7 separate regions of the Mus musculus genome follow, and regions 1, 2, 3, 5, 6 and 7 are each linked to region 4. A link is a loop called in an ENCODE intact Hi-C map of the cell type or tissue named here. Cell type or tissue: left cerebral cortex. All regions are shown on one strand. Each heading gives the region's core, and the rest is flanking DNA. Links, peaks and the distances in the headings are about the cores only. Region 1 has its middle 41 kb from the start of Gm40666. Region 2 has its middle 260 kb from the start of Gm40666. Region 3 overlaps Chrm3 (cholinergic receptor, muscarinic 3, cardiac). Region 4 overlaps Chrm3 (cholinergic receptor, muscarinic 3, cardiac). Region 5 overlaps Ryr2 (ryanodine receptor 2, cardiac). Region 6 overlaps Chrm3 (cholinergic receptor, muscarinic 3, cardiac). Region 7 holds the start of Gm26861 (a long non-coding RNA gene).

The links. A loop is a pair of places that touch in the nucleus more often than their neighbours do. Peaks named below come from ENCODE experiments on the same cell type or tissue, not always from the same donor. Only the 100,000 strongest peaks of a DNase experiment are listed, where the experiment ranks them.
Region 1: it touches region 4 in a loop (2.9-fold over the local background); 2 of 42 quality-filtered maps call a loop at or near these places.
Region 2: a loop joins it to region 4, with 3 times the contacts of the local background. A loop is called at or near these places in 4 of 42 quality-filtered maps.
Region 3: it touches region 4 in a loop (2.3-fold over the local background); 6 of 42 quality-filtered maps call a loop at or near these places.
Region 5: it touches region 4 in a loop (11-fold over the local background); 13 of 42 quality-filtered maps call a loop at or near these places.
Region 6: a loop joins it to region 4, with 16 times the contacts of the local background. A loop is called at or near these places in 32 of 42 quality-filtered maps.
Region 7: a loop joins it to region 4, with 4 times the contacts of the local background. A loop is called at or near these places in 29 of 42 quality-filtered maps.

The regions. Positions count from the first base shown.
Region 1 is chr13:10,713,383-10,717,961 of GRCm38, reverse strand. No RefSeq gene overlaps it. Among named protein-coding and RNA genes, the nearest start is that of Gm40666, 41 kb to the right of the region's middle. In left cerebral cortex, for the core only: a CTCF peak has its summit at 2,661 (motif pointing right); DNase peaks (open chromatin) are centred at 2,511 and 2,684.
Region 2 is chr13:10,928,632-10,933,210 of GRCm38, reverse strand. No RefSeq gene overlaps it. Among named protein-coding and RNA genes, the nearest start is that of Gm40666, 260 kb to the right of the region's middle. In left cerebral cortex, for the core only: a CTCF peak has its summit at 2,256 (motif pointing right); a DNase peak (open chromatin) is centred at 2,269.
Region 3 is chr13:10,068,786-10,073,364 of GRCm38, reverse strand. The region is part of intron 3 of Chrm3 (cholinergic receptor, muscarinic 3, cardiac); the gene reads left to right. Among named protein-coding and RNA genes, the nearest start is that of Gm40665, 270 kb to the right of the region's middle. In left cerebral cortex, for the core only: a CTCF peak has its summit at 2,008; a DNase peak (open chromatin) is centred at 2,009.
Region 4 is chr13:9,880,219-9,884,797 of GRCm38, reverse strand. All of the region lies in intron 4 of Chrm3 (cholinergic receptor, muscarinic 3, cardiac), which reads left to right. Among named protein-coding and RNA genes, the nearest start is that of Gm40665, 86 kb to the right of the region's middle. In left cerebral cortex, for the core only: a CTCF peak has its summit at 2,339 (motif pointing left); a DNase peak (open chromatin) is centred at 2,297; H3K27ac peaks cover 784 bases.
Region 5 is chr13:11,561,173-11,565,751 of GRCm38, reverse strand. All of the region lies in intron 100 of Ryr2 (ryanodine receptor 2, cardiac), which reads left to right. Among named protein-coding and RNA genes, the nearest start is that of Ryr2, 540 kb to the left of the region's middle. In left cerebral cortex, for the core only: a CTCF peak has its summit at 1,923 (motif pointing right); DNase peaks (open chromatin) are centred at 1,175 and 1,923.
Region 6 is chr13:10,342,555-10,347,133 of GRCm38, reverse strand. The region is part of intron 1 of Chrm3 (cholinergic receptor, muscarinic 3, cardiac); the gene reads left to right. Among named protein-coding and RNA genes, the nearest start is that of Gm26861, 15 kb to the left of the region's middle. In left cerebral cortex, for the core only: a CTCF peak has its summit at 2,547 (motif pointing right); a DNase peak (open chromatin) is centred at 1,314.
Region 7 is chr13:10,356,162-10,360,740 of GRCm38, reverse strand. It overlaps Chrm3 (cholinergic receptor, muscarinic 3, cardiac), which reads left to right. Exons shown (of 5, transcript NM_033269.4): 1 at 1-477. Gm26861 (a long non-coding RNA gene) reads right to left here and starts at 1,262. Exons shown (of 7, transcript XR_001780860.2): 1 at 805-1,262. In left cerebral cortex, for the core only: no CTCF peak of the experiment used is centred there; DNase peaks (open chromatin) are centred at 551, 1,107, 1,358 and 1,976; H3K4me3 peaks cover 2,564 bases; H3K27ac peaks cover 1,131 bases.

The DNA.
Region 1 (4,579 bases), core at 232-4,231, 830 kb before region 4:
TTCTCAGATACCTATAGCTAAGATTAAGAGTTGTTTTTTTTTTTTTTTGCTAATTTTTTTAAATGATTTTTTTATTTTAATTAGGTATTTTCTTCATTTACATTTCCAATGATATACCAAAAGTCCCCCGTACCCTCCCCTCCCCACTCCCCTACCCGCCCACTCCCACTTCTCGGCCCTGGCATTCCCCTGTACTGGGGCATATAAAGTTTGCAAGACCAAGGGGCCTCTCTTCCCATTGATGGCCGACTAGGCCATCTTCTGTTACATATGCAGCTAGAGACACGAGCTCGGGGGTACTGGTTAATGTTTCCTCTAGTCAAATTAATACATAAGTGTACTCCGTCAATGGTAATGCCTCAGATGATGCTTGCATCTCAAACAGAATGGACTCAGACAGGTATTCATCCTACTTCCTCCCTACAGTTAATGAACATTTTCAACCAAACCTCCTCTTTCTCTAGTTCCCTCATTTTTTTATCTTTTGTAATTCCAATTCCATTGTCCTTTTTGAATTCTCCCACTCTCCAAATAAGTATTAAAGACCATGGCTTTTTTTCCACCATGATTTTCTCTCTTTTCATTTTTCTATTTTCCCCATCCTTAGAATTTATTCAAAAATCCTTTTCAGAAGAGTTCGCTGGTCCTTCAAGTTTCATTTCATTCAGAGTTTTCCCTTATGAAGGAGACAATGAATGGTGGTTAGCTCACTCCCTTGACACACAAATTGAATCAACTCTGATTGAGTCATCTGAACCCTCATTTACCTCTCTAAATATCTGACAATTGACACCACAACTAGCCATGTCTGTGAAGCAGAACTCTGAGTGTTGTGGGCCCATGTTTTCCCACTCTCTAATCTGAAGTGTCTAGCTGGGTTACCATGAGCTGCCCTACATTTCAAACTGATCAGATGCTCTGGAAGATACTCTTCTGGAAAAGCAGTGAGAGTCATGTGTACCTTGGTCAGCTCAGGTTTTCCTTCTCTACTGCCTAGTAGAGGCTCCACTGTGACCAATGGAAAACCAGGTTTGTCCTAAGATGAAAAGCACCTTTATGTACTTTGCACAAAGGGAAATCTATTCTGGAATATAACATTCTGGAATATCTCCAGAGCCAGGTGTCAACAGCTTGCAAAGGTATCTTCAGTGTACTGTGTTCTAAACTATTTTCACATTTATTTTTCTTATCTCAAAGTAAAATAAATAGTCATAATTCCTAGAAGGTATATTCATATAATCACTGTCATGTTGTAGACAAGGATGATGGTGATTACAAAATAAATCCAAGATAACTAATAAGAGATGGACCAAGCATATTTAATTTGAACTTTAGTATGGTTAAAATACTAATAATGAGTCTTAAGAAAAAAAAAGTTGAAGTATTTGGCAATAAAAGATGCTGGACAGCCAGTTGGCCTGATTCATAGCATACATTTTTACCAAGAGGAAACGTTGTGTTTTCAACTCTTAGTGAGTTACTTTGTATTGGCAATGCTATCAAGCAGTCAGAGACTTACTAAACATCCAATACCATGGGAAGCCTTCTTTTCCATAGCAACCTAATAAACAACACCATTGAGTATCAGTGCTTTCTGAGAGATAAGCTTCCAGATGGGACCTTTCAATTCTGAACATGGAAAACAGATTAAATACTTGGGTCAGTCTTCAAAATTTGTGTTTCTTTTTTACTTAGAGAAGTTAATGTTTTACTTCAGTATATACCTAACCTTCTGAAATTCTGTGCCTCAGATTTCTTAAAAATCCATTTGTTGAGAAAAGCCACACAGTGTAGTCCTTTTATGAAAGATATATTGAATTTCTCAGGAAAAGCACAGAATAGATATTATATGTGAGCTGCATATTGCAAGAAAAATGAGAGCAGCAAAGTTGGAAAAAATCAATAAGAAGAATTGTAGATCCCTTGCATTAGGAGGAGGGGTGAAAGTTTGTGTCCTTCCTACATTTATCCCTTAGGATGAAGGTGGACAAAGAACTGAACTAGCTTATCCTGGCATTCTCATTTAGAATCAGACTAGTCTTTAATTTAGATGGTCAAAAACCTTGGTCACCATTTATAAAAGGATTTTTAAAATATGCTTAAAGCATCACATCAAATATGAGCCTGGTGCTCCGGTTTGTCTTCAGGCAAATTAAGTTAATAGAATAGTGGTTGTGGGTTTCTCTTTTAAAGACTCTTCATTAAAGTTGAGTCACAATTTTACCCACAGTAGAATTAAGAGGCATATCTTAGTCCCACCTGAATTAAATACCTGTATGTTTTGTTTTGTTTTTTTTCTTTCTCAAGGCAAAGTATCAGCCTTTGGTTTCTACCCAGGCTAGCCACAAATTGAAAAATAGCCTTGAATTTCTGATCTCTCTACTTCTACTACCTGAATGCTGGGATTATGTGTATGAGTCACCAAGTCCAGTATATGTGGTACACATGATCAACCCCAGGGATTCATGAGGAAAATAAGCTGTTAACTGAGCAGTCTTCAAAGTATTCCTTCATGCTATAGCACGAGGCTACAGATTCAAAGTCCACAAACAAATAAGGAAATAAATAATTCTCCAATATTCCCAGGCCAGTTCTGTTCAGGAGGAAGTCAGTGGGGGGATTAAATATGACTAGTACTGTTATATTTAATTTACAGTTATTTAAAACGTTTTACCAGGAGGTGGAGATGTAGCTCAGTAGTAGAGCTAGAATATCCTTCAAGTGTGTAAGGCCTTAGGTTCTATATCCAGTGCCAAATACATGAAATAAAACAAAGCAAATAAAACAACAACAACAAAAAAAAAGGTGTTTTCCTAGTACCTGTAAAGTGCACAGCAATGTAACACACAGGAAAGTATTTAAGGAAATGTTCTCAGTCTTGATCCACCCAATTTAGATTATGTCCTAGATCAGCATTTTTAAAATAGAATTTTGTTTTATGATTGCATTACTGGCACCTGTTTCTGTGTTAAAGATCCATGAAAATAGTCCTATTTTTTGGAAGAAATGTATTTATAATCTGGTAGGTGACAATAACTCTTCTAGGAATGGAGTTACAAAAATATTTTTAAAGATCTTGTACAGACATGAACTATCTATAAACAACAGAGTCAAACCAGCCAGAGTTAGAACTGCAGAGAGATCTCTGAAGAATCTGAGGAGGGATGAAATGACACAGGAAAGGTCATGACCCGAAGCCACTCTTCCCATCCCACCTTGACCTTTAGCCTTTGCAGTAGTGACCTAAATATTTTATGGTAAAAACAGATAAAATCATAAACAGATGATTAATTTTTAAAACTGACTGAAGGTTAGAATAATGGTTTGGCCAGACTTGTTTATGTCACAAAAGTCCACTGAAATTATAATGAATTCTATGCTTTGTTGATATTTACTTTTTATGTTTTATTATTATTTTTAACCTTAAGACAATCCCTTTATATTTGAAGTCTACTTTTAAAGTGATTATCTAGTTAAAGGTAACTTTTAATGTTAAAACAAAAAACAAAAACAGGAATAGTTCAGTGTTTTAAGTTCTGGTCTATGGACCTTTCTAGCTGAGATCTATTCTCGCTGACATAGGTAATGATGACTATTATGGTTTGAACATAAAATCTCATACATGTCCATATTTTGGAATTTGGCTGCTTAGGTGGTATCACTATTTTAAGAGGTGGAATCTTGCTGGGTGAAGCAGGTCACCCAGAAGCAGACCTGGAGAATTGCAGCCCCTCCCCAGATCTTTTCTGACATCTCTGCTTCCTGTGTTGGTGACATATGGGAAGGTACAGAATCCAAACCATGCCTTCCCACCACTGAGGAGTCCTTCCATGCTTTCCCACAATTAGGGACTATAGCCCTACATCATGAGATAAAGCAAGCTCTTCCTACTTCAGCTTTTTTGTTCTCAGATGTTCTATCACATCCAGTGAAGTTGCCAATGTGTCATCATTACATCAGTTATAATCCTGGCTGTCTCCTCAGTAGTTTACATAAATTATATCTAGTATTGGCAATGTTGTTTTGGGCATAAATTGTCCAGAAATACCCCTTCAGATGCTAGCCTAATTGCTTATATGTTTCTTGTTTTCCTTGGGTAGAAAAAAATAAGAGAGAGAATACATGACCTTGAAACTTCAAACATCAGGTAGATGTATAAAATAGAAAATGTAAGCATGTTACGATTGGAGTGAGAGTCAGGGTCAGAGATATTGTGCTAAGCAAAAGCCTTTGCCAGTGTCACCTAACTTTATATATTTAGCAAGAGTTGCTTTGAAGTGTGGAAAATTTTAAAATAAAGCACAACGGCCTTTTAAAAGGAAGATAACCTTTGATAATGGCAAGAAAAAACTCAAGTAAGAATGGCAGACCCAGGACAACTGGGCTTGTTGATAAGTTGGGCAAAGGCAGGTGGTGGCCTGGAGAACCACTGCCCATTCTATACTCCTGGAAGACAGAAAAATGATCCTCCTGTAGGATGGTCACCCTGTCAGGACAGGCGTAGGGATATATAAAATAGATGTGAATGGATGTTCACAGAGAATTGGAAGGGAAATGTGGCTCAGGGTGGCCTAGAACC
Region 2 (4,579 bases), core at 352-4,351, 1.0 Mb before region 4:
ACTTGTCATTGAGTTGTTATAAAATACTACTTTATCACTTTACATAGATAACTTTATTTGATCTTTACAAAAAACTTGTGGTGTGAATGTGACTAGGTTTGTTTTACAGATCTGATAGTTTTCAGAGAGTACTGTGGCAGAGATGTGTTCTTAGGGTCTCTATGGAGATTTGTACCTGTGTCTCCCGACACCACACCCATTTTGCCTAGGACTTTTATTTAGATAGCTATCCTCTCAAATTTCTGTTCAATTTTATTACTTGATTTTAGCACTTGTTACCAAAAGCAACCTAATACAATTCTATACAATCATTCTATGAGCAGAGTGTATACTTCAAAATTTAGAACTACTCTATATCTGTTTATATCAGATCCAATTTTATCTTTCTCAAAATAAAAATAGAATTCAGTAGTTAGGGTTCAATCTCAAGAAATAATATTACCTTACCATTTTAACTCTGAACAACCTCAGAATCTGTGTGCTGAACATCATCAGATGAGTCACAGGACAGAATAATGACCTTCATAATCCATATATATAGGGAAATTGAAATATTTCTGTTTTTAGATGGGTTCAAAGTTATGTTTGATTCATTTTATAGATTAGTAAATATTTAGTCTTGAAAAATCATAGAATGGAAAAGAAACAATGTTATCCAAGGGGCTTCATGCCGTTTTAAGTCATTGCTCTTTGCAGATCGTTGTTTTGTTGAATGTGCAAATGCTTGTCATCTCATCAGGAATAAAGTCAAGTTCAAGGTGAGTTAGATGCTGCCATGTTTGACATCACAGGAAGTCACACACACATATACTTGAACTTTCTCTGTTTGATTTGTACTTATAAAAGGAAATAGGTGCAGTTGAGAGGAAGGGTAATAAATATTAGTGAAGAATGGAAGTCTGATGTAACAATGATGACTAAAGCAGATGCCACTTGGCCAAGAGTCCTCTCAATCCTTGTGTCTGTATTGGACAGGATTTCCATAGAGGAACAGAACCAACAGTCACCTTGCGCCCACTGCCACCATTGTGAGAGGTGGCCCATACCATGATCTGCCATCATCCTCTGGAGAACCAGGGGGACTAGAAACATAATTGAGTTGCAGACTGAAGACAAGAATGAGAGCAAATGACTCCATAAGTTAATGCTGCACCAAGAGTTAAGCTTTAGGACTACTGACTCTATTCTCTATGGTAGGAAGATGCAGATATCTCAATTCAAACAGTTTGGAAATGTATCCATATTCCACCATTTTATTCTTTGTTCTCTCCTGCATTGTTGCTCAATCAGGTGACCAAGATGCTAGACTCTTTTGAAAAGCTCTCACGGACACATGAAAGTAATATTTATGAAGAATTTGAGTTTTCCTTACTTATTACAGCTAAGAGGAAACACAGACACACACACACATGCATGTGTACCCATCACATTTGCTTCCTTGAAAACTGGCATTTACATTCATCTCCTCAAACCATAATAGTCAGACAAAAACAACAATATTATAAGTACGTGTATCATGATCACTGCATGTTTGGTGTTCTGCCAACATCCTATGACTTGAATGCTTGGATGTAAAATTAACAACACTTGTGTGCCAACAGCACCATGACATCTTATTTTGGATGATGTAAGCATGTGCAAGAAAAGCAAGCAGATGTGAATATACAAGTGTATAAATTGACATAGATAGCTTACAGAGTGAGTCTGTGATATCAATTAGTTTTTAATGCCCAAATGTAGAACTTTTATTAATATACAAAAGCAATGGGAAAGTGATAGCTTGTGGGCTCTTAGTGGACTCTAAGGACCTTGCCAAAATACCTGATGACTCTAGTTTATTATTCAGAAACCACATGGTGGGAGAAAAGGACACTTACATAACCTGTTCCCTGACCCTCTCTCTCTCTCTCTCTCTCTCTCTCTCACACACACACACACACACACACACGTTACATGATTCACATGTGTGTACATGTAATCACACAAATAAATGCATGTAATAGTTATTTAGAAAAGCTACATGTTGTTTAACCTCAGTAAACTGATAGAAAAAGAATCAAGTCAATACATTACTACATAATAAAATTGTTTAAAGGTGTGCCTTTATCCTGACTCAAAATATGTTTTTATGTTTTATGCATACATTTTATCAATTCATTTTTCAGAAAAATACAAAGATTTATTTTTATTTTATGTGTCTGAGTGTTTTGCCTGCATGCATGTATGTATATCTGAGTGCAAATACCTAGAGAGTCCAGAAGAGGGCATCAGAACTCCTGGGACTGGAACTTCAGATGGTTGTGAGCTGCAGTGCTCTTAACCACTGAGCGGACTCTCCAGACATTATCAATCTACTTCTGGAATCATCTGTATTGCTCACTGTTTAAAACTAGAAATAACAGAAAATTTCATGATAACACGTCATGAAGGAGAACGAGACCAGCACACATTTTCCTAAATCCTTAATAATTCTCAAGATTAATTATCATGTAAGAACCAGAAATTAAATGAAACCTTATCAATATTACAGGATAAAATATTTTGCTACATTTCTTTCCTGTGACTTAAATGCCTGTCTTGTGTGGTGGCGCACGCCTTTAATCCCAGCACTCGGGAGGCAGAGGCAGGCGGATTTCTGAGTTCGAGGCCAGCCTGGTCTACAAAGTGAGTTTCTGTACAGCCAGGGCTATACAGAGAAACCCTGTCTCGAAAAACAAACAAACAAACAAACAAACAAACAAACAATAAATAAATAAACACGTGTCATCCATGTCTACCTCAGTGGCTTTTCTTGATGCTGTGATAAAATACTAGACAAAAGCAACTCAAACTCAGAATTCCTTTTGGATTACAGTTGGAGTGGGTACAGTCCATTCTGAATATGGGAGCAGGTGTATGAACACTCACGTGGTGTTTGATCTTTGCATGTAGAGAGAAATGAGTTCTGGTGGCACCCTCCTCTTCTTTCCTTTTCTTTAGTCCATGGGATGGTGGCTCCCACATTCCAGGTGAACCTTTCATCCACAGTTAAATCTCTTTGGAAACCCTGTCACATAAAACACATCCAGAGGTGCATCTTCTAGCCAGTCAAGCTGACAATATTAACCAACAGGACAACTTTAAACATTTTCCAGTAATGGTATAATTTACATTATGTAATAGCTATGTATCTTGATTTGGCTCTCTGTGAAGTTTATTACTTTTGTATATTGCAAGAATTTATTTCATGCAAACATTTACACTGCAAATGTGGTCACCCTCCTGATTTGTAAAGAGTGTGCTATAAGATGATCAGTGAATACATGAATGTGTGCCTCAGCAAGACTTGATGGATTCATGATGTCATTCTTTAGGAAAATTACCCAGTGTCAAAGAAACTGAACAATGTGTCATTGGGATAACTGTGAAAAATTGCTTAAGATCATGGCTGGGTGGCTGATAGGAAAAGAGCTTCCTATGTTAATAATAAAGAATTCATGTTCATTCATTTTTACTTATATTGGTCCATTACATACTGAAAGAAGTATTCCTGCAAAGAAGCAGTGCATTTACTGACTTTGAGTCTGTCAGCTGACAAGATCAGTGCTCTGGAACTCACCCCTCCCCACTGCAGATGCTCACATTTGCATATGGACAGACAAAAAGGTAAAAGGCTTATACTCTTTCCCTGAGAACTTATTTATTTTAATTGTTACTTTAATGCTTATAATGCCATAAATGAATCCTATAGGTTCATTTCAGGCTTCATACCTTCTTAAGTTTTGACTTCCTATTATTTCCATCCTCTTGAATTACATATTTCATTTTCAAAGTTAATCCAGGTGAGTCTCTAGGGAGTGAGTGCAGCATCCCACAGTATTGGAGCCCAGCACCACTACTATTTCTTCCTAGGGCTTTGCTTTCAAGATTTTGGAAAGGATAGGGTTTAGAAGTTTATTGCTTATCCAAACAACATAGAACATTAAGGACTGGAAGATCTTCAGGGGATGGGGGTCTGACTGAACGCTTAGGTAAATCTACAAAGAATGATGGCAGACAATGTAAACAATAGTAACATAAAGGATCTCATGAAAAGGAAAAGCTTCTGCAAGGGAAAGAACACTGTCATAGGATAAAACAGCAATCTACAGAGTGGAAAATGATCTTCACTAACCCTATATCCAATAGAGGGCTAATACCCAAAATATACAAAGAACTCAAGAAGTCAGATTCCAGAATACCAAATAATCCAGTAAAAAATGGGCTATAGAACTAAACAGAGAATTCTCAAACTGAGCAATCTTGAATGGCTGAGGAGCACTTAAACAAATGTCCATAGCGCCAGCATCAGGTCATCTTGGGCGCAGAGTCGGCAGACAACACAAGGTCCCTAGAGGACAGCTTCTGAGACAGACCCCGTTTCGGGATCCAGACATCAGGGCACCTTCCCTGCCAGAGAAGAGGTGTCTGCCCTGCCCAGGAGGGCTTTGCCAGAACACCTGGGGGAGTCATCTTGGATCCCGGATCCCTTTGAGACTAGTCTGTGCAGGTGAGAGTGTGGACTGCAGAAGCTAACAGCTTCTGGGACAGGTCCTGTTTC
Region 3 (4,579 bases), core at 430-4,429, 190 kb before region 4:
AATTGCAAACGCAACAAATCCTGCCCAAACTTGGCCACTATCACTCTCCCTCACTCAAACCCAGCTCCCCATCTTCAAAGCTGTGATAGGGTCCCTTCCCAAAGCTTGTGATAGCTCTTCCTGGGCTTACCATGTGCTCACCCAACAAGCTCATTCTGAAACATTCCCAGCAAAGAAAGTTCATCTTTATAAGAAAGTGATGGCTGACTTGGTAAAGCACTTACTGTACAGACATGAGGTCCCAGGGTCAATCCACAGAACCCACTTTTAAAAGCTCAGGATGCACAGATGGCTCCGCACTTCCTTCTCTAGCATAGTATTCAGACTTGGTTCCTAAAACCCCCTTGGTGATCACAACCATCTGTGATCCAAAGCCAGGGAATGCAAAGCCCTCTTCGGGCTTCCATGGGCACTATATGTATGGCATGTACACATATATAAGCAGGCAAAACATTCATACACAGAAAATGAAAATAAATCTTTTCAAAAGTGGCTCGCACATGTAATATCAGTGTGAGGGAAGCAAAAGTAGATGGAACACTTGGTCTCAGTGGCCAGCTAGCCTAACCAAATCAGTGAGCCCAAAGCCAGAGGCCCTGTCTCAGAGAGAGGGAGAGGAACGGAGAGAGAATAAACAGAGCTTGAGATATGATAGCCAAAGTTGACCTCTGACCTCCACATAAACCTTCCACATAAATGCATTTACTGTCTTATTCTCTCTCCCTGTCTCATGCATGCTCTCTCTCCCTTCCTCCCCCTCTCCTTCTCGCTCTCTTTTTATTTCTCCCTCCATCCCTTCTTCCTTCCCTCCCTCTCTTTCCCATTCTCTTTCTTTCTCTCTCTCCCTCCTTCATTGCTTCCTCTCTCCCTTTCCTTCCCATTCTCTCTCTCTCTCTCTCTCTCTTTCTCTCTCTCTCTCTCTCTCTCTCTCTCTCTCTCTCTCTCTCTCTCTCTCTCTCTCTCTTTCTCTCTCTCCCCCCTCTCTCTCTGCCTGTGATTTTCATGTCAATTACACATTTTATTCATATCACACCAAGAACTTGGAAAAACGCATGTATCTGTTCACGATCACTGAATGTTTCCTTGGCTCTTCATCAACTTCAGGTAACTTCAGATGGCTTTTGCTGCAGTTATCCTTGGCTGTGATTTGAAATGACTTAACTGATCTGTGAGCTGTTTTCATTTTCTCTGTGTCCTTTACAGAATTCTCTTTACGTCAAAGGAAAAAGGAACAAAGAGATTGTATGAAAGTCATATCTGTCTTAAGAGATGCTTCTTATGAAATAAGTGAAGTATCATTCTTTGGTCTGAAAATAGCAGCATTTACATTTCAGTTTTATTAGAATTGTGTGCTGATAGCACAGTGGCGTTGGGAAGCGGGAAGCATGTTGGTTTCTGGAACTTGAGGATTCTGATTATTAAAACACTCTGCATTTCATACAGGCTTCTTGCCAGTACTTAGGAGACACGAATGCTAAGCCTCTCCCTCTCCAGCAACTCCAGTCCAAGAAATTACTTCCCTTAAGTATCTGAGGGCTCCACTTCGTAAAGACTGTGCCTCCAAAGCCCCAAACACTACTGTGTAAGAATTCTTCTTATGGTTAAGTTGAAGAGTTCACAGTACCGCACATGCATTGTGTATGATGAAAACATCGTCTGACCTCAAGGTAGCTTGATCACATCCTGCTCTCCATCACACCTCAAAAACGGAATTTGACCACATAAGAAAAGAACCTATTTTGGGGCCTTTCAGTTTACTCAGGATTTAAACATGGGTGTCATATTAAGATATGCCAAAATCAGAGATGTGGCTTGCCTCCTAAAGCCCCTTCAAGTACTAGTACCAGGGCCAGAAGGCATTGCCTAAAAGGAAGTGTACACAGGCAGAACAAACAACCCCTCCTCCTGCAGCAACTGCATGAAGGTGCCCCGTGGGGCACTTCAGTGCCGTGGTGGAGGACTAGAGCAAATGTAATACACAGTGATGTGTTGCTGGTGTGCTGTCTCCCTCTAGGGGGCTTAGAAAAATGGACTTGGTGAACTGAACGTGTGAGATCTGAACCGTAGCTACAGCCCGGCAGCTTGTGTCTACCCAGGCAGAGCCAAGTGCTATCTGAGTCTCTCAGGAGGGAAGATGGTATTTACCCTGTAATCATCAACTGCAGCTTCTCTAAAGGTTGATTTCCTGTCCTCTCTTCCCTTCCTCAGTAGGTTACCTTTCTTGTTTCTGGGATCGAATACCTGACAAGAAGCAGCTTATTGAAGGAAGGGTTTATTTTTGAGGGGAGATGCATGGTAGCAAGGACGCCATGGTATAGGGAGCTTGAGGCATCTGGCAACACTGTGAGGAAGCAGTCAGTGAAGGAAGGCCTGCCAGGCTACAAAGCCTCAAGACTTACTCCAGTGACCCACATCCTCCCATGAGATGCAATGGCCTACCAGCTCTATAACTTCCAAACCAACACCACCACTGGGATTCAAACACGTCACACACACACACACACACACACACACACACACACACACACACACACACACAGGGCTACATCCCTTTCAAACCACAATATCTCCTAGCTGTGCCAAGCCTATTGCTTGGATTATTATTAAAACAATAAGATTAATTTGTTGTGGGAAGCAACCAAAAAGGAGGTTTGGGGAAAAACAGAACTGTGGCTGATAAAATTCAAAATGATGAATCCAGCCATAACCCTCTTCGGAGCACGGCACTGTGGAAGATGGGTCACCTGCTTCTTCTATCGTGGAATCAGCTATGACCCCAGGAGCACTGCACTCGCAAAGAGAATTCTACATGAAGCTATTTATCCTATTATGTCAGCTAAAGCTGGGAGACATATCCTAGTTTGCCAGAGACCTCTGCAGTTTATAGTTCTGTGTCCCCTGGTCTCATTATATCAGCCCCTTTCAGGGAGAAGTATACCTCAGGTTAGATAGTAAGGTGTGTGTGTGTGTGTGTGTGTGTGTGTGTGTGTGTGTGTGTGTGTGTGTGTGTGATATGAGCACAAATATTGATAGTCCATTACATGATTTATGGACAAAGCATAAAACCACATGATCATCTGTTACTCTGAAAGACTTACACTCTGTTCATTAAACCAGAGTGTGAAGACACTAGATCTCTCCTATATCAGCAATTCAGAAAATTTTGTAATGAGATTGGAACAGATAAGGAACAGTCAGGGACTGTTCCATTATTGAAACTTCCGGTGAGCCAAGATCAGAAAGATGCATCTGAGTTCCCTTGGAAAAAAGGAAGTAGCAGAGGCAGAAGATGGTGTGTGCAAAGGTCCTGTAGTAGATGGGAGCAAGGACTCAGGACTTGGGGAGGGGGAATACAGAAAGGACAAAAGTGTGTGTAGCCCAGCAAATGAAGAAATGAAGCTGCTGAGGTAGATCAAGACAAAGAGGGAAGCTGCAATGTTTTAGGTCAAGGTCACAAACTGAAGCACACTCATGAATATCAAATGCAGCATAAGAAAAAGACTAAAGGGCTCAAGGAAAAGAATCAGTTGAGTGAAGAAAGGGAGGTCCCATTGAGTGACATTGGGACTGGCATGCCTGGTACCTGACCCCTCTACATGAGCCGTGACCATGGCACCTGCAATACAAGGGATTGTTTGAGAGGCAGGGGGTCTTAATGAGTGATGGATACCTTGCTGATGTTTACAGTACAGATTAACTGATGAGGTCAACATAAAAATGGAAAAGAATAAAAGAGAGAGAGAGAGAAGCCAGGGAAGGAGTGTGGGCTAGATCTAGCAAAATGGTAGGAAATAAAAAGACCTTGAAAAGAAATCAGAAAGAAAATGGCTAGGACAGGTAGGGGAAACTCAAGAAAATGTTACAAGGAGATGAGATAATTATGAATAAGGAATAGTCAGCGATGTTGAACCCCACAGGTGGAGTCAGCAGCCCCCACAACCATAGTGATAGAGTCATCAGCCAGCAAGTTACTGATTACCTTGGAACTAGCAGCTTCTGGGAGGAACCGATAGGAACAGAGAAGGCAAATTCAGCTTGGTTAGGAGCAAATGGCTGAACTGAGTCCAAATGACCCTGGTCAACAGAGCTGGAAAGGAAGAAGGCCATAGGACTAGAGTGTGAACAGGGATAGACCGAAGGAGCTCACTGCAGGTTTTATTCTGTTTGTGTCTAGAATGCTTATAAGTGGTGCCATCCCGATAAACCCGGCCTCGGGGAGGGGCGGTAGATAAAAACCTTGATTTATAGCGTTTGCAGATAGCAATGGTGTAAAAAGACTCAAGTGATTCCTGGAACTGGGCTGTCAGTGTGAGCTCAGTGAATAGCAGAGAACCAAAACCTAAAACCAACCACCACCTTCAAGGCCTGCTTCACAAGAGCCAAGGGAGGGAAGAACCGATGTTGAACATGGTGGGTAGATAAAGAGCGGGCAGATTGGGTCTGAAATAGAGGTGGGAAGATTGGGGTTGAATTTTAAAAAATAACTTTCTTGTGAGTTGGGTATGCAAAGGTATGCTTGGGATAAATACATAAGAGGAGAGAGAGCTACGCACGCTTTCACTTTCTGGGTTACTTTCCC
Region 4 (4,579 bases), core at 188-4,187:
TGACCTACCAGTTGTTGGGGTTGGGGACACATCCTGGACTCTCGGGGGGGAGGGGGGCTGTGGCAGAGCTTCTCCTGCTTCTGCTTGAGCGCCCCTAAAGTAGGAACTGAGTTGGGGGAGACAGAAAAATCAATGGGAAGCTGTTGTATGCAGAGCAAGGACAGAAATAACAAGAGAGACCCTGCCTCAAAGCCAAGGTAGGGAGACAGTGGGGCTATCACGCACTGCTTCCGCTTTGAGGGATTTTGAGTTTTTGTTTTGTTTTTTCAAAGTTACAATTGCATATAGAGATGTATCAGTTGGAATGTGCAAACAAATGGGAATATTAAAGAAAATCAGATATGTGGAACATGTCTGTCTGGCTATAAAGACAGTCTTTTAAGTGTGGACCTTAAAAAAATAGCTAGGAATTTCATAAATTCATTCTTTTTAATAGCTGAGTAGTACTCCATTGTGTAGATGTACCACATTTTCTGTATCCATTCCTCTGTTGAGGGGCATCTGGGTTGAAAAAAAAAAAAAAAAGAAAAGAAATGACTAAATTCAATGGAGGAACTAGAGAAAGCACCCAAGGAACTAAAGGGAACTGCAACCCTATAGGTGGAACATCTGGGTTCTTTCCAGCTTCTGGCTATTATAAATAAGGCTGCTATGAACATAGTGGAGCATGTGTCCTTCTTACCAGTTGGGGCATCTTCTGGATATATGCCCAGGAGAGGTATTGCTGGATCCTCCGGTAGTACTATGTCCAATTTTCTGAGGAACCGCCAGAATGACACCATTGCATACACTAGCAAGATTTTATTGAAATGACCCAGATGTAGCTGTCTCTTGTGAGACTATGCCGGGGCCTAGCAAACACAGAAGTGGATGCTCACAGTCAGCTAATGGATGGATCACAGGGCTCCCAATGGAGAAGCTAGAGAAAGTAGCCAAGGAGCTGAAGGGATCTGTAACCCTATAGGTGGAACAACATTATGAACTAACCAGTACCCCGGAGCTCTTGACTCTAGCTGCATATGTATCAAAAGATGGCCTAGTCGGCCATCACTGGAAAGAGAGGCCCATTGGACACGCAAACTGTATATGCCCCAGTACAGGGGAACGCCAGGGCCAAAAAGTGGAAGTGGGTGGGTAGGGGAGTGGGTGGGTAGGGGAGTGGGGGGGAGGGTATGGGGGACTTTTGGTATAGCATTGGAAATGTAAATGAGGAAAATAACTAATTAAAAAAAAAAGAATAAAAGGAGGTCAGAGGACCACCACAGGTTTCAGTCCCCACCTGCTGCCTTGCTTGAGACAGAGTCCCTTATTATTTTTGTGGCTGTATATAATAAGCTAGCTGGCGAGCCAGCTTCTATGGATCCTGCTGTCCCATCCCGCCACGCTAGGAGAGCAGGAATGACAGGAATACACACTATGGTGCTCCTTCTTTACTTGAATTGTAGGGCATCCAAACTTAGGTCCTTACTCTTGAGTGCCCAGTGTTTTACCAACTGAGCCATCCCCTGACCCCTAGGAGATCTTTAAGCAAAATGAATTCCACGGTTATGTAAGATCAAGCGGTATTTCCTCAAAGTGTAGCTGCTTCCCTTTAACAACAAAAGCCTAGCAGTCACAGGGGATGACATTGAATGACCTTCAGAATGTAGAAAGACAGTAGATAAATCTTAGATCTTACGTAAAGGTCTTCCCTCCTCTAAGAACCCTGGGGACACTGCACTAATTGGCTCCGATGAGAGGGGTCTTTCTGGTGTTTGAAAAGAATTACTCATGTTTGCTTTTGACTCCATTCCATTTCTCTAAAAACACTGATAAAAAAATGTTCTAGGCCTGAAAGGTGTTTGTGGAGATCCACAACTATCCTACTTAGATGTTTGGTTTTTTAGGTAAAACGGTGTTATTTCACAAGCCTCAGCCAAGCCTTTCACATCCTGTTGTCACGGTCAAATAAAAGCTTACGAAAGGCAGCAATCGGGCGGGAAGTCTGATACATCATCTTTTTAAAAACAAGCTTTCTCCCTTTTAAGTGGAATTTTATCCCACTTTTAGCCTTCAGGATTGTTTTGTTCACAAGAAGAATCACTGTACCATATTAGGCAACGTCTCTCCTCCTCACAGCTTGAGATGAAGATGAGGGCTTAGGTTCACAAGTTTGATTCCCTTTAAAGACATGTTTGAGTGGAAAGCTCTGTCCACCCTGTTTGATATCCTCTGCCGACCGACCTACCGCGTGACTGAACTAAGCTGAATTCCAAGTCTGTGGTCAGGGACAGCAGGCTGCTTAGGCATCTTACAGCAGCAAAGTTGTTCTTTGAGTCAACTTTGCCACCTAGTGGCCTGATGCGATCTTTCTATTCATGATGACATAGCTGCTGAGTGTTGTAATGAACTATGACAGAAAACAGACACACTCCTGTCCAAAGCAGAGACCCAAAATAAGCCCTGAATATGACATATACCAGATTTACAAAGAGGAAACACCATGTATCTGGTCTTTCAAAAAAAATGGTTGCAAACTGCAAAAGACTTCCCACGATTAGGATAAGAAAAAGAATAATTAAAGTGGAGATAGAATTAGAGAGCTGGAGAGATGGCTCCATGGTTGAGAGCACTTGCTGCTCTTGCATGGGACATGGGTTTGAATCCCAGCATCCGTGTGCTGGTTCACAGCCCTCTGTAACTACAGTCCCGGGGAATTGGATATACTCTCCTGACCTCTCTGAACACCAAACACACCGGTAGTGCACAGACTGTGCAAGCAAAACATTCACACATAAAATAAGCAAATCTAATTTAAAAATATAAAGAAATAGAAATAATTTAGAGTTCTGGGAGCAAGAAGTAACTTAGACTTTCCAAGTAAGAGGTTTAAAAGTTGAGAGTTTCGGCTCACTTTTCTGGATAGATGATAGGACTATATGCTTTGTGGACCAGAAGGACGAGAGAAGCTATAAGAAAATAGCTGACCTGAGACTTATTTCCAAATTTCTTACATTCTTTGATACTGTTGCTCAACTGAACAAGTCTAGTTGTTTTCAGTTTATAAAATATCATGTGACTGTCTGCAGGGAGGGATTTCTTACTGCCTGCATGACTGACTTTAGAAAAACAAGACTTTATTCATGTCTTTGCTCTCAGTTGTAGGACAGATCGTAAGCACATAGGCTGTGACTTCTGGATTCCACAGACCAAACACAGCAGCTTACAATAAGTGATTTTAAGGAGATTTGCTGATGCCAAAATTATTTTCTTTTAGTCCTACTCATTTTTTTTTAACTTTTTAAAAACAAATTTCAAGAGCCAGTGAGATGGATCAACACACAAAGGCACTTGCAACCACTGTTGACCTGAGGCACATTCCCAGCACCCACATGGTAGAAAGAGAGCACCAAATCCCCCAGATTGTCTTCTGACCTCCACCCATGCACCATGGCATATGCACCCACAATATGTATATCACATGTACAAAAAAAGATAAGCTAATAAATAAATATAATAAAAACACTTTAAACAAATTTATTTCTGTACAGTTGGCATTCACAACAAATGAAAAGAGTCAATGGTTTCTACCATGACACAGATTTACATAACCTGATACAGCAGATTATTGCATGTGTGGTCAGAGCAATTCAAATCCACTTGTTTGTTAAAAAAAAAAAAAAGTATAGTTAGGATTAGCTATAACCCTCAAGTTATATATTAGAGAGGTAGACTAGCCTAGAATATTCACTTGCTACTTTAACCAAATAGGTGAATCAAGAGCCATTATCTATGGATAATCAAATTGTTCCTTCAGAACTGCAGGGAACAAAGGGAGATTTTAGTAGTAGTAGTAGTAGTAGTAGTAGTAGTAGGAGGAGGAGGAGGAGGAGGAGGAGGAGTAGAAGTAGTATAAATGCAAGGTCGAAGTGGTTCTATTGATTCAGATGTAGCTATGTCTAGTGTTGAAAGGCCTGTCCTCAGATTGTATCTGTTTCTCAGGGTTTCACCCCATCCTGCTGCTACCTCATCTTCCATTTGCCTTCCCTTACTCTCAGATTTTGTACACAGATACAAAGGTGGTGAACAGCACCCAGCACCTCCAAAGACGAAAGACCTTTCTATCTTCCTAGCATCTACATGCATTGGCCAAGCTGATGCACTTTGTTTGGCTATGTGTCAAGTCCATGACTGTGGTCAAGGACTCGGGGCCAGGTGACAAATGCCTGTCTCAAACCTTGCTGGAAGAGTGTCAGCTTGGACACAAAAGAAAGCCAGTCATAGGAATCTGTCACCCTTTAGCAAGAAAGGATGAGAGACGACAGACAAGAAGCCTTGGGATTTCTGGATATTATGTTTCTTTATGTAATGAAATCCGCATGGTCATCATAAGACAAAAAAACAAGACACCAGAACATTATTCGTTCCCATGAGAGCAGAACCCTGAACCATGCCACAATGGCAAGGGACCCTTGCCATGGGTGTTAGTGCATGACACAGAGTAGCACTAAACTGGTAATATGTGTAAATAAGGTTGCTGTGCAAACCTGGCAGAAAAAAAGAAAAACTTTTTTAGATTCTGTGTCTAAGAACCTTTGCA
Region 5 (4,579 bases), core at 245-4,244, 1.7 Mb before region 4:
AAGTACATACAAATACTTAAAGAAATTAAGCTATGATAATGTTGCTTTTTACGATCATAAAATAAAAAAAAAACCAATAAGTCTTACTGACCATGTATAAGTCTCTGAGAGCAAAGTGGTAAAAATGAATGCCAATCTTTCTCTTCAAGACAGTAACAAGACAGGTTTGAGTCCTTAAAATAATAAATTTTAATGGCAAACAGGACTTTCTGAATAGTATATAAAACATAGAAACGTGTGAACAGCAAAAATTATTATTTTTGAAAATAACAAAAAATATATCAAGTCTTATAGGCAAACAATAAGCTGGCCAAAATATATTAGCTATGCAGGGATGCTGTCCTGATGGGTAAAGTTCTCATCACACCTTTAAAAAGACATAAGCCAGGGCCTGCAGTATGTTCAGTGGGGAAGGCACCTGCCTCCAAGCCTTACAGCCAATCTGAATTCTGTCACCAGGTCCTGCATGCTGGAAGGTGAGATGCCTGAAAGGTGTCCTCTGGCCTCCAATCCATGTCATGGCACCCCACCCCCACACAATAAACAAATAAAAAGTATTTTTTTTTTTTTTGGTTTTTCGAGACAGGGTTTCTCTGTATAGCTCTGGCTGTCCTGGAACTCACTCTGTAGACCAGGCTGGCCTCGAACTCAGAAATCCACCTGCCTCTGCCTCCCAAGTGGTGGGATCAAAGGCATGTGCCACCACGCCCGGCGTAATTTTAAAACATGATAAAAATAAGACAATAGACAAAGGGTCAACTGTGTGGCTAGACAGTGGATAGTAACTTTAATTCATTCAGTTCACAGGTTTAAGAAGATGCCCAACTATTACTGTAAAGAAAGAGATTTAGGCCAGAAGAGAAAAAAAAAACCAAATTTAATTGTTAAAACATATTAAAGCTTTTAATAACTCCAGTCAGTGGATCTATGGAGAAATTAGCCCATTCCTCATACTAGGAATTAGAATTTTTACAATTTTAAAGAGATTGTACATATGTATCAAAGTCTGTTTGTTATGTTAGTTGCTCATATCATGAGGCACCATGTGACTGATCATCTGTAGTCACAGCTCCTGAGATGACTCAGTTTTCACTCAATATCCATATGCATTTCTAGTGTTTTCCTTAATTTTTCTTAGGACTACCACAGCCTTGCCTGGCTGGGCTTGTCTAGCACTGTGGGATGTGAATACAGAAGGCAGAGAAACTCATCTCCATTTTACTTTTGCCTTGCCATTGCCAAAGTGCTTGAGAGCAGCTTTAAGGCACGGATTGTGTGTCATGGCTCACAGTTTCAGAGGTTAGATTGTGCTGGTGGTGGTACTGAATGTATGGTGGAGCAGGTCAGTTTGCTTCTTGGTGGTCAGGAAGCAAAGAGGAGTAGGTTCTAAAGGGCAAGATAGCTTGGAGCACCTGTCACCAGGACCTGTTTCCTCCATCACGGCCCCACCTCTTCCTCCCTCTACATCTCAGCACTGTTTAGATTCATTCCTTAGATTCATCCATTCCTTCTATCAGAGCTTTCATGGCCTACTTAGCATCCTCAGGGACACTTACTAAACTCTTAGGCGCCTCTTTATCAAATCAAGTTGACCGCCATGCTTAACATCACAGTCTCATTTTAGGATAACTAAGTGGGCTCTTGACTTAGCTAGAGCCTGTAAATCATCAGTCTGAGGGACTTCTGAAAGCCATGAGCAAGACCACTGGTGGCTCTGGATGGTGTAGGCATTCTCTGCATACAGCCATGAGGTTTGTATCTTGCCTTTAACTGTGAAGAGCTTGGGTGTTCTGTGAGGAAGGGTGTCTGGTGCCTCCTTTCAGGAGGAGAAAACTGAATCTTTGCTGCTCAGGCTTATCTCTGTGGGATGAGAACAGTTATCAGCAGGAACTTCAACCCTTGGGTTCTGTCACTTCCAGCAGGTGGCACTGCAGCCAAAGTTTTACAAACTCTAGGACTCACCCAGGGATGTCTTCCTTCTTTCCTCCCAAGATCATGATGTTTCATTCTAAGAATCTTAATTATACTAGCCGTGTCCTCATAGGATTTGAACTACATCTTTGAGAATGTAGGAGGAGAGAGTGTGAGAAAAAAAAGTCTATAGCTGGGGGCAAAATGGTGGTAGCTGAGGAGCCTGGGTGCATAGGCCTGTCCTAGGAAGCTCAGCAGGACCAGAGGACCCTCAGCCCCCACCCCTTTCAGATAATGAGGATAAGAGGCAGCTTGGGGGAAGTTAGCTGCTTATGCACTTACTGGCCATCACCTCAGTTAATTAGTATCCAACTTCATCTTTCCAGCAAGGTCTCTGGCTCCTGCTTCCTGGTTCCCTGGTACCACCCCTCCCTCTGCCACACTTCCTTTGAGCCCTCTCATACCCCACCTCTGTCTCCTGATCTTTCCCCAGGTTTTTTTTCCTCTCATTTTTTTTTTCAGATTCCCTGAAAGAAGTGTAGTTTTCTGTCTCCAAACCACCTTCTTCCACTTTAGTCCTAATTAGGCTCAGTCTATGATAAGAAATGTGGAGAAAGAGGGTTCTGATTTTCAGGAAAAGCATGAAAATTTGACTGCTGAGCCCCAGACAACAGTGGGTATTCACACACCTTACCAGTGTGGCCACCATGAGCTCTGCTTGGAAGTCTGAGGCTAAGAAAGCCCCTCCGACCTCCCGAAGATACCCGGTCACAGTAACATTAGCCAGCCAGGACACCCGCGACCATCATCGTTGTTCCCCATGGCCTCAGGTCTATGTATGAAGATTCACATTCAGAGCAGAGCATGGGACACCATTTTCTCCTTGGTAAAAATAAACAGTATATGTGGTATAAAGAGTTTAGACTGAAAACAGAAGTAAACACTGAAAATAAATTATACTTTCTTCAAAAAGGCACTGTGGACAATTTTTGCCACCAAGTTTCAAGGAATCAATGTAGTGTCCCAAAGGTAGATATTTGGTTCTATTTTTTTCAAGTGACTGTCACTAAAACATCTAGACACAGACTCAGTAGATGGCACTATCAATCTAGACACGAGAGCCTCCAGAAGACAGCGTGTGCTGATAGGCCTAAACCAGTCTGGGTGCTACAGCCTTAAACCAACTCTTTCTAGAGGACTCTCTTGGCCTCACTACCACAAAGAGCCTTTTCTAGGGTCCAGAATAGGGCTGGTGGGTCTAGATGGGTTTTTATAGTAGGGGGGTTCAGGGCAGATGTCATCATGGGTTTGACATTGGCTTATTGTATGTTAGGTTGAGAAAGTACTTCTATGAGCATGGTATTTCATATGATTGATTATCAACCTGGCAGGATCACATGGGGATGGGACTGTGGGCCTGTGAACCAAGTGCTGAGCTGTGGACAAAGTGCCAGGCTTTTCTCCTTCACTGCAGAGGGAGCAGCTAAACAGTCTGGAAGGGGTAAGGGGCAGGTGTTAAATAAGTTAGGGTGTGTAGGACAGGCTAAGGAAGACCTTCAGACTTCTGTCCTGGAAGGATGTGGTTTTGATGGGAAAGGCTACCACCTGGCTCAGAGGATGTACAGCAAACACTTACAGATGGGGAGGTTAATAGAGGGGTAGGATTGTGGGAGGTGCCAGGGTATGAATGTAGAAGTCATTTATTATTATTATTATACTATATATAAAGATACTATTAGCAGCTAGTCAGTAGATGTTAAGAATTCTTATTGTAACTTGCTATGCTGTGTTTGGTTAATGTCCCTGATAGGCCTGCTCTTTTCTGAGGAAGGTGTGCGGGAGATTTATTAGAGGAGAAAGGTAGTAGGGTAGAGGTTGGGGGAAGGGGAGGGAGGGGAAAGCAAACCAGTGGGGATGTAATATATGAGAAAAGAATAAAAGAGAAGAAAATTCAAGAAATTATATATATATATATATATATATATATATATATATATATATATATATATATATACACTTCCTGCTCTTGTTTACACAAGTGCCGAGTTGCCAAAACATTATATATTTTAGGCCTTAATTCTTTCTGCATATTCTTCACTTAATTGATAAGTATATTTCATTTTAAATCTCTAATTGTATATAGAGTTTGAATTTTAAGTAAAAATATATTTAGCCGGGCGTGGTGGCACACGCCTTTAATCCCAGTACTTGGGGGCAGAGGCAGGCAGATTTCTGAGTTCGAGGCCAGCCTGGTCTACAAAGTGAGTTCCAGGAAAGCCAGGGCTATACAGAGAAACCCTGTCTCAAAAAAACCAATATATATATATCAAAAAAACAAATATATATATATATATATATATATATATATATATATATATATATATATATTTAAGTAAATTATGAGTGACATGACTATACATTATTATAGAAAAAAGGAAGTCTCCTAAAATCTAAAATGTACAGGATGGCCCTGATCATAAGGGATTACAGAGTTCTCAAATGCTCAAATGCCTGTGCTGCTAAAGCCAAGCTCTGTTTCAAAGATCTGGCAAAAATCTTTTGGTGCGTCCTGCCTCACAGCTGTAGGAGTTGTGGGTGGCCTTTTGGTTTTAATGAATGAGTTTCTCGTTCCTCTTCATCTCTCCACACCATCTTTCTTCATTTGCCT
Region 6 (4,579 bases), core at 165-4,164, 460 kb before region 4:
AGTTTTGAGTTCTCTATTCTGCCCCAATGGTATCTATGTTTTATGGTTGTAGTATGTAGCCTGTAATAGAGATTGTGTATAATATTTCTCCCTCTTCCTTTCCCTCTCCCCCCCTCCCGCCGTGTGTGTGTGTGTGTGTGTGTGTGTGTGTGTGTGTGTGGTTTTGTGTTAGAGGTCAATCACACAGTGTTTTCCTGTACGCAAGATCATAATCTTGTTAAATCTCATTAAATTGAATGATGCTTGTGTTTTATTCATGAATAAAGCCCAAAGGCTGAACCCTAATGAAGTATTATAAACTCCCACTGTAAACTGACTGAGTTTCTGCTATTGTTGCTTTGGGGAAGAAAAATGAAATTTGAGGTGTGGCAGTTTTTCTGGTACTCTGGTATTAGCAAAATAGCTTACTTCTTAGGAAATGGGACGAGGTCCCCACTGGCCCCAGTGTCTGGTATACAGAACACCCCAGAATTTCTTTGGCTGACATTTGGAGCTTTGCCAGTCTGGTGCTTAGCCTGTGTAGAGTTTCATTGGTGGCACTCACATGCTTCAGAAATGGTTCTTCCTGACATCGTTCCTCAAATGGCTCCTCTCGCCAGCTGATTCTAATGGGCACCATCTTTCAAGTAGTCAGTTTTTAATTGATCGTCAGCTGTCACAAATAGTCTGCTGTGCCGAAGGTTTCCAGTAAAAAAAAAAAAAAAAAGTGTCTGTGTCAGAGCATTGGGATTGGATTAGTTTTTATCCTCTTTGCTGTGATGAAATACCAGGCAAAGTCAACTTAAGGAAGGGGGGATTTTATTTTGGCTCAGACTGGAGACATAGTGCATCACAGTGGGGCATAGTGACAGGTGTGTGAGGCAGCTGGTCAGGAAACAAATAGGTATATGTCTAAATATTACAATATCTAGTGTGCCTCTTTTTGCTTTTGCTTAGTCTAGGGCCTCAGCCCATTGCCTGGTGCCACCCCGATTTTGGCTGAGTCTTTCCATTGCAGTTAACCTAATCTAGAAATTCCTTCACAGACGGGTTTGTCTCCTAGGTAATTTTAAATTCTGTCAAGCTGGCAATCAATATTAACTATCCCAGGGGTGATGTTTCTGAAACTGGGCCCCCAAGTTAGGGTAGGTTCCATATATGGTGGCTGAGACTTGGGGACTGACACCAAATCCCAAACAGAGTCACAGCAGAGACCAGATCTGAGCCTCTGCATCGTGAACAATGCATGGTACTCGCTTTGAAAAAATTTAAGACTTTACAGACTGACGAGAGAGAAACATTTTAGATTCTTTCATGAGTAGATTAGAAGCAAGATTGGCAAAGGGTGCATTAGCATAGCTCTTCCCCTTGATAAAATGAGTCATTCATTTTAGAATGTGTCTCTGGCCTGTGAAGAGCAGAGAGCTCACTCACAGTGGAATGTAAGCACAGCAAGCAAAAAAAAAAAAAAAAAAAAAAAAAAGGATCTTAGGTGTAGAAGTAAGAGGAATCTTCCTCCATCACATGCACCCCGAGGTAGCTGAAGATGTAGTTTTTTGAGAAATATGGTTAGCAGTTTTCATAGGATCTTATAAAACAAACTGTGCCTCAAATGTAGGCGATTCTTGACATTTTTATTAACTGCTATTGTTATGTCATGCAGCTGACAGAGTCTCTCTCTCTCTCTCTCTCTCTCTCCCTCTCTCTCTCTCTCTCTCTCTGTGTGTGTGTTGCTAGGTAATGAACCTAGGGTTTCACACAAGCTAGGCAAGTACTCTAACTATGAGCTACATCCTCAGCTCAACAGAGCATATGGTACTACATTTGAAGATTATGTTTCTGAGAAGGGACAGAGAAAGGACATATAAAATTACTTATGTGAAGAGTGGGATTTCAAAAAAAAAATCAATGGTAAGATAGTCATTGCCTTATAGACAGAAGTTGGGTTGACATGAAGACTGAAACATGGACATAATTTGTTTTTCAAATCTGTTACAGGACATTTTATATTGTATCATCATCTTTAAATGAGCAAGTTTTAATAATTACACCCACTAACTGATTTTCCACAAATTCAGTATCAAGTTGTATATTGTTAAGTTTCAATAAAACAAAACTAATCATCATTCTATTATTAGCTTTTAGACATTCCTTGAGATATCTACAGTCTGGTCTTTTTCCCAAGTTTCTCCTGGCCATTCACTTGTTCATTAAATTTACTATGACCTTGAAATATATCAGGTGGAGTTCTAAGTGACAGATGATAGACTAAATAGGTTAAAAAAAAAAAGATGCTGGCTTTGTTGGATTTATAGTCTCATGAAAATAGACATGACCTATTCTAGTATCCACAAAGGATTTCTGAGCAGTCCTAATCTCAAGGCCAGAGGAGACATGGGTGCACTAGACAGCGTGGCCACTTGGATGGGCAACCATTCCTACCCTTCATGCTCTTCCACATACCTCTTAAGTGTGGACGTAGGTTAAAATGTTCTGAAAATACATATTGACTTTTTTTTTTTTTAGAAAAATACGAAAGGTATCTGCCACTAGATGGCAGACATCTGCACATATGTGTCCAACCAGAGGGTGGCTTTGAAATCAAGGTTCAAAAGGAGCCACTTGACAGGATAAAAACAGAGTTCCGCAGGAGTGACAGGCTTGAGTCTCTGCTGTACGTCACCTTCTGTGAGTCCCATGCATCAAATGTGAATGCTCTTACACTGCACAGAATTAGGTTTGCAATTTGGGAACCTGCTTTGTTCATGGAGGAGAAGGTTTTAGGACACTTTGTTGGGTGTAACATAGATTTCTCAAGTTTATACACTATAAGTGTACTTTCACTCTTATGGTAAAATCGGTTTTTCAAATGGTTGTTTTAGGGAATGTGCTACATTTTCAGACCCATGAAACAATGATATTTTCATGTGACAGAAGAAATATCAAACTAGGTGCTGTAAGCCCAATGCCAGATGCCTTTGTAATCTCTAACTAGCTATAAGAATTCAAGGAAAATTGTGTCTGAACATGATGCTTTTCTAGACAAGGCACATGTATGAAGCTGTCTTGACTCAATGACAGAGTAGAAAATTGACCTCAAATCAGAATAATCAGGAACACTCCCTGTCTTAGAGTTTTACTGCTGTGAACAGATACCGTGACCAAGGCAACTCTTATAAGGACAACATTTAATTGGGGCTGGCTTACAGGTTCAGAGGTTCAGTTCATTATCATCAAGGTGGGAACATGACAGCATCCAGGCAGGCATGGTGCAGGAGGAGCTGAGAGTTCTACATCTTCATCTGGAAGCTTCTAGCAGAATATTGGCTTCCAGGCAGCTAGGGTGAGGGTCTTAAAGCTCATGCCCACAGTGACACACCTCTTCTAACAAGGCCACACCTCCAAATAGTGCCACTCCCAGACCAAGCATATACAAACCATCACATTCCCCTTGTCCCAATATTCATTTCAACCAAGAAACACCAACCTCCCATATAGTTTGGAGCAGTGAAGATGCCACAGTACACATTTCCTAAGCCCAGCTCAGATTAAGCTCTAACAAAGTATTGCTCCCACTTGAAATTTCTCAAAATGGCTGACCAATTACAGGTGCTGCTGTTTGGCTTCCTGAGTAACTGGTACAAGATGGTCATAGGCAGCTGAGTTCAACAGGAGCTAAAACAATTTGTGACAAAGTCTTGACCCTAGATGTGTGTTTATAATATACAAATATGTTCACTTGTAAAATGGAGTCCTCTGAGCCAAGTTATGCTTTGGATTCAGGGGATAAGAAGCCAAATTGTTTTGGAAGGATAACAGGAATGTACTCCTTTAAGAGATTTCACTAGAAAGATATTTTAAAGGACCAAAAAGATTTAAGTAGATGGAGATCCAGGACAGACAATTCAGGCAACAACTGCCTTATAAGAGAAAAGTCTCTGCAGGTTTGTGTCTCTACCAAGAACAGAGAACACACTACTGGTGTGTATTTTCCTTTGTCTTTGTATGATTTTGGAACAGTCCTTTCATTATGTTTTGTTTGAGACAGGGACTCAGGTAACTTAGGAAAGCCTTGAACTTTTGATCTTCCTGCCTCTGTTTTCTGAATCCTGGGATCACAGACCTGCATCAGAGTGGCCAAATTTAGTTTATGCAGTGTCTAGGACCCAACCTGGGGCTTTGTGTGTGCTACCCAGTGGACTATACAAGCAGCCTCGCTTTGGAATGTCTTCTTAACAACCTGCACATTTTACCCTTTTTCAGTGAATTCTCCACCGTTGTCCCTAGATGTCACCTGACCTCACAGCATTGTCAGGCCAGCTCATCTAAATACCATGTAACTTTCCTGTCTGGCAGCACCTTCTTCATAGTCACCAAACATGTATTTGTTTTTAATTTGTTCTGAAGCACCTACTGCAATAGGGACTTTATCCTCAGATTATCATATGGCTCAGGATGGGGTCATACCTTAGCATGTACTAATTTGAACGATGAATGCTTAGGTAACCCTCTTCTTCTTGCCTCTTCTCCACCTCTCCACAGCCCTCTCCACTGTACCCAGGGCTTTACATACTTACAGAAAATGGGCAATTAAGCTACC
Region 7 (4,579 bases), core at 392-4,391, 480 kb before region 4:
AAGGAATGAGAAGTGAGAGAGCAGGAGGGTAAAAAAAAAAAAAATTAAGGCGAGATCAGAGAGGGCTGGGGTGGGCAGGGGCGCGCAGGACGCGGGGGCGGACTAACCGAGCCCCAGTGCGGTCGCCCGGGCAGGTGCCACGGCTGCTGCCGAGAGGCGGCATGTGACGCGCGGCCGCAGCTGCCCGCGGGCGGAGCGCGCTCGGACCCGGGAGCGCAACCGCGGGCCAAGTCGGCTGCAGCCGGGAGCCCCGCACTCGCGACCGGCCGGGAGGAGCCCGCAGCTGCGCTTGCACCCAGAAGCCGGGCGATGCAGACAAGGGCGGCTCCGAGGCACGAGCGAACCTGAGGACAGTCGCTGTCTCCGAACTCCCTGCTGCGAGAGACCGAGGTTCGGTAGAGCGGACTGGACAGTCCGGGAGATTCGGGGAGGCGCGGAGGACTGGAGTGGGACAGCCACCTGGAGCACGGCTGCCAGGTAAGGACGTGCGCTGCTCGCTACCGCGCAGTGCAGAGAGGCTAGCAGCGAACCTGACCCGGTTTCTTGCCTTATCTGGTGGTGAAATAAGGGGAAAAGTTTTCTGCCTCCGTAGGAAATTTGTTTGCTGGTGGAGTTTAAAGGAAGGACTGAGGAGGGACGAAGAGAGGTGGTTTTGTCAATCTAGGGGAACAGGAACTGGATATCTGTCTGGTGAGGAGTTGGAGCGCAGGGACGAAGGGTGGAGAATGCGGAGGTGGCACCCGAGCGCCTGGGAAAGACAGGGGCAGGCGGTCAGTGGCCAAGAGAGCACCCCTGTCAGCTCACCCGGATCCCTTGGGCTTCTTTTTTCTCTCTCATAGGCAGGATCCAAAAGCGAAGAAGGGAGCGCCAGAGCTGTTTGTCTGGGCTCCTGTGTGCTGGGTCCTCTGTGGGCCTTTCAATACCGTTTTAATTTTTTTTTAGGAAAGCTAAGTCAGATCCCTGCCAACCTTGCAGCGAGGGACGACTCTTGGGGTCACTTTTCTGGAGCGAAAAGGCGGTTTTCATTCCACGCCTGGTGACCTGGGAGAGGGTACTGCGCCAGGGCGCGAGTCTACTCTGGCTCAGCCAGAGCTGCTAAACTATACCGGATCTCTTCTCCGGAGTCTTCCCGCTCCTTTCTGGCACAACCTCGTTTCTGTGCGCAGCTTGTTTCTATGTGGTGGTTTTTAAACCGCTGAGGTCAGGGAGATGGTTGACCCAAAGGGGTAGAATTCACTTGTCCACTCCACGCTTTGAGTATTGGAATTGTGACGCTGCCTTGTCTGCCGGTGTGTGAGACTCTCCTTGCACGCAAGGGTTGGAAGTAAGAGAGGAAAGGAGCATTGGGGACTCGCATCCATATGGATGCATTTTTCAAAACCGCAGACCTTGTTTTGTGGATAAGTGTTTTGAACCTGTCTGAAGTCTGTAAGCATATATGCCACCATCCACCCACCCGACTCCACTGATATTCTTGACAGGGTTTTGAAAGGGTGGCAGACTCTGCTGTTAGGGAAACTGACCACTTCATTGTGAGCTTTCAACAGATCTTTCCTTTCCCTCTTTGCCTCTGAGGTTCAACAAGATAGGAAATGTACCATTCCTGGACACACACACACACACACACACACACACACAGCACTTTGCCCCCGCCCCCACCCCTTTTTGGGTTACTATTTGAAAACAGAACATATTCTTAAAAGCCTGCTTAATAATTATGGAGTCCAGAGCGTTTCATATTGGGAAAGCACTTATTCTGCAGGAACGGTTCAACACGGTTTCCTGTGTTTAAAACAGTGCTAGTGGATTTGCTGGAGAGATCTTACAGGAAGATATACCTTTCAAAAAGGAGAAAGGGGAGCCTGGAAAAATGCACACATGGATGCGGTGGATGAATATTAAACAGGAATGAGGTCTTTCCATTGCTGTGCCACTCGCTGGTGGCTCCCTGCTGTGGCAGGAGCTGGTGTTGGGACGTATACATGTGCAGGGGTCATGCTTACCTCTTCCATGTGTGATCTCATAGGCCACAGAAGTGGAGTGTGAACCCCACATCTACCACTTGATAACTCTGTCTTTAGACGATGTTTGTGTGGCTTGCCTCCGTTAGCTTAACACGCAGTTACCTACTGTTAAGCCAGAAGGCATGTCATTTCCGAAGTTCTGTAAGACAACACAACTTTAGCAATGGATTACTCTATTAAAAATAATGGCTGCAGATCCGATATAGACTGTACCTTAGGCTTGGGGAGGGTGATTTGAGGTGGAATTAAACAGGAAAACAAGAGTGATGTAAGACTTTAAAACAAACAATACTAGATAATGATTTAAATGGACTCAATAGTTTAATAACAAAATGAGATAAAAGGCAAGACCTTTTGAGAAACCTTTGAGCATAAATCTTTGGTCGTAGAAAATTGTTAGGCAAGGGTGTAATTTGAAGAAGTAGATTGTATGGAATTGGGTGAGATTTAGATAAAGACTAGACATTAAAATAAGAGTAGTTCTGTCTTAAACCTACTCTAAAACTTATGTACGAAGCTTTAGGGAGATCTGGAAGGATTCACTGCTTTTTCCTGACAGGAGGCTGGACAAACCTTGCTTCAAACATATTTGTTTCTGAAGATTGCTGAAGCAAGGATAAATACGCCCTTTAACATGTATCTTTTCATTTTTCCTTATAAAAAAATAAATGACTTAACTTTTACACAAGAAAAAAATGTTATTTTAAACTATAATATATGAGAATACAAGCTCATTTTAATTGTACTTTATTTAATTTTTAATAGTAGGTAACCTGTTGAATGTGAGGTGTGTGGAAGGGTAATGTATAGAGCTAAGATTTCTTGGATTCGTGGTAATAAACTGAATACAAACTTAAAGGTTATGATTCTAAGCTTTCTGAAGTGCTAACACTTATTTTTAAGGTTTTTGTTTTTTCTTTTTGTTTTTTTTTTAAACCTAAAATATCACATATCTTGAGCCAACATAGTGTTCTTGCCTGATAATGATGTTAGCCTTGGCAGATTCAGTTGCTTACACCTAAGTGGCCTGGACATCATCACTGGGTCTGGTTTGCAGTGTGGGACGTTTACATGTAGAGCACTTGTGGTGACCCTTTCCACCAGGGACGAATAAAGGGTTCTACAGAGATGTGTACCCCAATCCCCTTCATGTATGAAGCCTAACTTTATGTCATGGTGTGTTAAGACTCACACCATTATGTCGTCAGCATGGTATGTCATGACTCATACCATTATGTCGTCAGCATGGTTTTGAAGAATGACTAATTGGAAATATTTTCTTTTACACAGTATGCTTGTGAATTGAAAATATATCTTCCTTGCAGAGAAATATTTTAAAAGGCATATATGCTTCCAACAAAAGAATTAATCAAAACCCTTCACTATTTTTATATTTTAAATGAATCAGCATATATAAATATGACTGTTGCTTAGTTGTTAAGAGCAGTGTATACATGGTTTCCCAAAATGTGGTATTTAAGAAATGCAACACCAGACACCTCCTCCCCCCCCCTCTCTCTCTCTCTCTGTGTGTGTGTGTGTGTGTGTGTGTGTGTGTGTGTGTGTCTAGAAGGTTCTGTGAATCTAGTGGAAATTCTGTTCTGGTTCTTACCCCTTGGGCTGGACTTTCAAACTCAAGTGAAAGTCTTGGCTTCATGACAAGATAATCTAATGAATTTAACACAAGGCAAAGCCAGTCAAGGTGAGAGTTAGATGCAAGTGTCTGACAGACTCTGTTCTATGTTAAGGAAGCCGCCTGGGCCTTGGATCAGGTACAAAGCTGATGCCTGATCCCAGATCATTCAGTGTCCAATGTGACTCCCTCTGTGTTCTCCTTAAAGACACCCTGGAAGGGCCAAAGTTGTCCCTTTTAGGGATTTAGATTGCTTTCTTTCAGAGTGCCTTATACTGATGCATTCCTGGTTGATGGAGACTTTCCCTGGAATTGGTAATGGAGGCTGTTGAAAGTAAGGAGCCACACAGATCCTGCATGAAGACAGTAAGCCTTCCCAAGTCTTTATCTCTGCCCAGTGGAAATGTTTGCCCATCTACAACTCAAGGCAGACACAAGGACAGAACCCATGCAAAAGAATATTTTTGTTTCGTACATACACGTTCATGTATGTGTGGGTGTATGTGTGTATCAGTAAATCATTTGCACATGTTTGCAGCAGCAAGAAATCAGCCTCTTTCTCTGGTACTCTCTACCTTATTTGTTTCTTTGTTTGCTTGTTGTTTATGTTTTGTTGACATAGTGTCTCTTCATTGACCTGGGACTCACCAGGTCACCAAGTAGATTATGCTGAATGCCCAGCAAACCCCAGAGATCCAGTTATCTCCCTAGTACCATCTGAGATTACAATGTGTGCCACCATGCTTAGTTTTAAAAATCAACAAAACAAACAAAAAACAACAACAACAACAAAAAGGGTTCTGGGGAATAGAGTCCAAGCCGTCTTGCTTGCACTTTACCAACAACTATTTCCCTAGCCCCAGAAGTATCTTTTGATCAAACTCAGAGGCAATATCCAGTGGCATACAGTCAGAACCCATGC